Regions from separate parts of the Mus musculus genome. Here region 1 is linked to region 2. Evidence: chromatin loops called from intact Hi-C (ENCODE). Cell type or tissue: heart. All regions are shown on one strand. Links, peaks and the distances in the headings refer to the core of each region. The heading gives the core; the rest is flanking DNA.

Region 1 (2,917 bases), core at 216-2,715, 110 kb after region 2:
TTTATACGTATATGCATATATATTTATACATATATGCGTATATATACATACACACAAATTTTCCCTCCCCCCCTCTGTATTCAGTGTAGGGGGGCGGTATGCCCATGTCCTGGCGCATATGTAGATATTACTTTTGGGAGCTGGTTCTCTCCTTCCACCACTTGGATCCTGGGGATTGGAACTTAGGCGGGGAGGTTTGGCATTAGGTGGGCACCATTCCTTGCTGAGCCATCTCACTGGCACACTCAGTTTCTTTTTAAGAAGTCCATCTTTCAACTGACTGCTTTAACAAGGAGGTCTGTAAGTAAGATGACCATATCATTGAAAGTCCACTTTGGAACAAGTGAGATGTCCCCAAAATAAACAGGGTCATTCTGTTTATAAAAGGAGCCTTGCCCAGGCCTTTAATGAGGGTGGTGTAGGAGAGTTGATTTGGTAGAGTCTTCCCTCAGGAGGAAAATGTCCAAAGCCCTACACATTTCCGGTACAAGATATGTCAAGGGGTAATTTTAAACACTTTACAAGGGTGTGTACATCCTCTAATTAAAAGTCTAAGCTGGATAGTTCAGTGGTGGACCAGTTGCTCACTGTGCTTAAGGCCTCGAGTTCAGCATTTCAGCATCTCCCCTTCCTCTTTCTTAATAAAAGCCTGTGCTAATAACGACCAGGCTTCTGGATAGTGTTGTCTGCTGTCACTTTAGAAGCGAACAAACCCGGGGACAGAAGTACTCGCAAAATGTGTCTGTCTGCCCAGCCTTCAAGAGCATGATCTTTGAGTGCAGCCATGTTTGAGAGACAGATAATGGATCCTTATATCCCTGATTGGTCTGTCGGGTCCGGTCAGTTCATGCCTTTAAACAACTTCGGGCGGGATGCAAGAAGAAGGCGCACTTTAAACCTGACAAGAAAACCACCTGCCAAAGATTTCTATGGCGAGCCTTCTCTAAGGCTCCACCCCGCCCACCAGTTGAGGCCCCGCCCACTAGCCGACAAAACCCAGGCGGGTTCAGGCCCCGCCTGCCACAGACCCCACCCACCCGGACTTGCTCTTCGTATTTAGGCCCCGCCTACCACACAACAGGCCCCGCCCACTCCCCGCCCTCGCTTAAGCCCTGCGGTAGCAGAGGGTCTGTTCAGAGTCTCGGGTCTCCGTGCTGTTTTAAAGACAGAGAGGCTCCTAGTACGCTTGCGCGGCGTCGTGGGCCGGGTTCCCCTGCAGACCAGACTTGGTACGGCCGAGCGGTTGGTGCAATCTGCAGCTGCAGCCCTGGGGCGCGCTTTTCAAATCGGCCGTGCCTTGCACCGAGATGGAGGGGCAGCTGCTGAGGGGTCTCGCCGCGCAGCAGGTGAGCGAGGCAGGGGACTGGAGAGCTGCAGCCTGGGCCGAGACCGAGAGCCGGGCGAGCTCCGCGGCTTGCACGCCTGAAGGGTGCACCGAAGGAGGAGAGCGAGGCCGGGGGCAACAGGAGGACGCCGGGGCCCATCCCACCTGCCGGTCTTCCAAGGCTTGCAGGGGAGGTGATGCTCCGGGAGTCGGTGCTCGAGTTGCTCCCCGGCCCGCGCAGCTGGGCGTGTAATGCAAGGTGCTGCTTGTAGCCGTGTGAGCCAGCATCAAACTGTGGGGCGCCGCGGGGTGAACGCTCAAATGGCATGTTCTTAGCTTTCCAGGAAGGTGTAAGTTTAAACATGGATACATGCACAAATACTAGGAAAAAAGGAGGACGAATCCAGTGTTTGTTTGTTTTTTAGCTATCTAAAATATGTTCAAAATCTTTTACACTTAGTGTAGTCGAGAATATTTCTTGGGAACCCCAGTCAAGTGTTAAAAGTATTCTTCCTGTTCATTATTTTAGTATTTTAATGAAAAGAAACCCCTTATATCCTTGTAGCGACATCTTCATTTTAATTTTAATTTTCACCTCTTACCGGCTCCTGAAGTATAGTAGTTCGAACCATATACTCTTGCCAGATTTGTGGGTCGAGGCGAATACTGCAGGATCATAGAATTTCTTTAGTAGATGCAGTATTGTTAGGAAGTCCTCTGTAATTCTCTGGAATGTTGAGCCAGGCTTTGTTTGAGTTATTGTGCAAACCATATTAGTAGTCACAAGACGTGTTTGCTACAAACATACACAAAACTTTCAACTTTCTTGTGAAATATTTCTTATTTTTGTTATGTATTCTAGGTATCCTATTTGCCTTTGTCAAAGGGTAGCCTTGAACTCCTAAAACTCCTCTTGCCTCCACTTTCCTACTATGGACTTTATAGGGCTGCCACACCGAGCCTGACTTAAGATGGAGTGGAGCTGGGTTCTAACCCAGTGCCTTGTGCATTCTAGACAAGCCCTCAATCAGCAGAGCCACACCCCACGCCTATGTTGATGGTTAACACAGCCTCTATTTCTACTGAACTAAATGGAGATCTGTTAAGTTTCTTTTTTTGTTGTTGTTGTTTTGTTGTTTTGTTTGTTTTCGAGACAGGGTTTCTCTGTGTAGCCCTGGTTGTCCTGGAACTCACTCTGTAGACCAGGCTGGCCTCGAACTCAGAAATCCGCCTGCCTCTGCCTCCCGAGTGCTGGGACCAAAAGTGTGCGCCACCATCACCCAGTATCTGTTGAGTTTCTTATGGGGATTGTGTGAGTGCTGGTGTGGCCATCCAAGTGTGCTATTAGTGCGACAGTGACATTCAAGAATGCTACAGAAGAGAAAAGAGGATAACAGAGCTGAGTGTATGGAAGGGAAATATGTGTGTGTGTGTATGTGTGTGTACATATATATGTATATATGTGTGAGTGTGTATGAATGATGCATATAATTTCAATATATATAGCAAATATATTAAGGCTTATTTATGTAAATATGACAAGATAGTAATTTCTAATCCTAATATCAAAACATAGAATTGGCTTTTGTTTGG
Region 2 (2,917 bases), core at 274-2,773:
GTATATGTATGTATATGTACCCATGTTTATATCTGTGTGTGTGCATGTGTATGTATGTATGTGTAGCCGTGTCTGTGTGTGTGCACGTGTGTGCATGTATGTGTGTGTGCATGTGTGTAGTCCTGTCTGTGTGTATGTGTGTGTATCCATGTCTGTGTATAAGTGTGTGCATGTGTATGTAATGCATGTGTGTAGCCGCATCTGTGTGTATGTGTCTATGTGTGTATGTGTGTGTGCATGCATGTGTGCACATGTGTGTAGCCATGTCTGTGCGTATGTGTACCCATGTTTGTGTGTGTGTTAGTGGTGGGATTTAAACAATCCCCAAATCCCAAGAACCTCTCCCTAGTAGGCCACTTTTTCCAGCTGGGCTCCACCTCCACCTAAAGGTTCTAGAACCTTCTAAGATATTACCATCCATGGAAAGACTAAGTGCTGGTAGCATGTATCTGTGGGGCACATTTCATATTCAAGTGAAAGCACACTATCGGCTTTTACCATAATGCAAACTTTGCGTGTGTATTTAGCCACACAATAACCTCGGAGAATTTAGGAATAATTGCCAGGAATTATTGTTAATTACCTGATTAACAACAGCTAAATAAATGTGATTTTTTTCTTTCTTTTTTTGGCTTCTTTTCTTCCTTCCTTCCTTCCTTTCTTCTTTCCTCCCTCCCTCCCTCCCCCCACCCTCCCTCTCTCTCTCCCCTTTCTGTCTCTCTCTCTCTTTCTCTCTTTTTTCTTTTTCGAGACAAATTCTTACTCTGCAGCTTTGAGTGAGCTGGAACTCACTATTTAGATCAGGTTGTCCTTGAACTCGGATCTACCTGCCTCCCCCATCACTGAGATTAAAGTTGTGTGCCACCATGCCTGGCTTTTGTTTATTTTCTAATTGATTCAAAGGTTTAAAAATGTCCTCCAAAGACCTTTTCTTTATTATAATTGTTGTTCTTGCTGTTGTGTATGCATGCATGATACATGTGCAGTGCCCAGGTACCAAGGCAAAACTGTGGATACCAGAGGACAGTTTATGGGAATCCATTCTTTCTTTCCATCGTGTGGGTCCCAGAATCTAATTCAGGTCTTCAAGCTTTGTGGCAAGCATCTTTGGGATATCTCATTGGCATCGATAGTTCAGTTTTTAGCACATCAAAATCACCTTTCGGACCTTCAAGTGGAAATGCTAGGCTGTAGTCTGTAGCATTTTGGGAAAAGGCTGTCCCTGCAGTGAGCCAAGATTGAGATTCAGATCTTTACTGTCAGACAAGCACATGAGGCAGCAGTGGCCAGCGTCCCCACTTATTACACTTATTGCTCTCAGGTCCACTTACAAGACTGGGAAGCTTCCTGCAAAAACCCAAAGACATCCCTACCTAAGAAGGGTTGACACCCAGAGAGAGGCATTTGCAATTAGAGACAGTAGTCATTTAGGACCAGAGCAGTTCCTAACAGTAGAGGGCAGCACCGTGCATCTGTGGTTCCACTCAGCCACTGCTCTGCCACTGTTCACTGGTGGCTTCACCTGCAGTTGTGGACATTGACACTAGGGTAAACAGAAATGCTATCAATTAGGGCTTTTCCCAGCACACCCCCAAGCCTACTGTTAAAAATGTAGCAAGTAGTTAGGAGAATCCCATAAAGGACACTTGTAGGAGAGATGGCCTGTGTGGGGAGACACTTGTAGGAGAGATGGCCTGTGTGGGGGGCATTGCTTGAGAGACTTTCTTAACATCAACCTGGTACTGAGCTCCTATCTGGGCATAAGTTGGGCTGGAATGGGAGACATATTTCTTTGAGCACCTATCTATGTCCGGAATACCTTTAAAGGGCTCAAATTCCACTCTCTATAATACCAGTATTGAGAGGCCGTAGCCAAAGCCACATGAAACAAACATTAGCCTTCATGTCTTAACATATTTCTTCCTTTATCTATCCTAAAAAATTCCAAGCAAGTTAGTAGTTGCATATGATTCACATATACTGAAGACAAGGTAAAATACGGGACAGAAACACATTCTCTGAGCTCCTTCTTGCAATAGAAGATGAGTAATGCAGACTCCAAACTGCTCATTGTGGAGAGAATAGGAGACTATCAGGAGTGCGCAGCCCTAAGTGCAATTGATCAGTGTCACATCTCTCCCCACACCTCAGGGATCAACTCTGAGGAGAAGGTGGAGCCAGAGGTATCGTAGCTGGATACAAAGAAACAATGTTTTCCTGGGCATGAAAGGGCAATCACACATATAAACTCACTGTGGTTGGGACAGCAAGCTCAAGGCAGACAAAAATTTCAGGATAGAGGTCAAAGATAAGCATGAAATTCCCTAGCCAAGAACCTATTGGTAATTTGATGGCTTCTGCGAGAGGGAAGTCAGGGTTTCCTTAGGGGTGTTGCCCCCTGGTAGATGGATCACAATGGGGGGGGGTAATATATACACGCCCAAGCATGTTTTGGCAGTATAAATTGGATTCCATGGGTTTACTACTATTATTTTTGTAGGGACATAATTTAGGTAGCTATAGAGACAGGGCTAGATCTGAGAGTAGATCAGAAAGGAAGTGAATACGATCCTATCAGGTTGTATGAAATTCTCCAAGATTTAATGAAAATACTTTTAAAAGAGAAGAAAAATAAGTTTCTCTGAATAGGCCTGTGATTCAGCTCCAATGTCTCCACATTCCTTCATTTCCATTATTTGGGAATATTGTCTTTCATATTTAGATAAAACGAAAGATGGAAATATATTCATTTCCTCTCTCATTTCTGTGACCAAATACCTGACAAGAAGTAATTTAAGGAACTTATTTCCTCTCACAATTTCACAGTGAGGAAGGTGGGGCAGCCGGGACTCAATGGCAGAGGGTAGCAGCGCATCTTGTTCTATCTTGGCAGGTCCAGTGGCAGAGACCGGAGTAG

The links. Peaks named below come from ENCODE experiments on the same cell type or tissue, not always from the same donor. Only the 100,000 strongest peaks of a DNase experiment are listed, where the experiment ranks them.
Region 1: a loop joins it to region 2, with 7 times the contacts of the local background. A loop is called at or near these places in 30 of 42 quality-filtered maps.

Annotation. Positions count from the first base shown.
Region 1 is chr10:67,978,467-67,981,383 of GRCm38, forward strand. It overlaps Rtkn2 (rhotekin 2), which reads left to right and starts at 1,104. Exons shown (of 12, transcript NM_001359319.1): 1 at 1,104-1,346. The coding sequence starts at 1,308. In heart, for the core only: a CTCF peak has its summit at 1,241; a DNase peak (open chromatin) is centred at 1,115; H3K4me3 peaks cover 1,784 bases; H3K27ac peaks cover 855 bases.
Region 2 is chr10:67,870,537-67,873,453 of GRCm38, forward strand. No RefSeq gene overlaps it. Among named protein-coding and RNA genes, the nearest start is that of Zfp365, 41 kb to the right of the region's middle. In heart, for the core only: a CTCF peak has its summit at 1,461 (motif pointing right); no DNase peak of the experiment used is centred there.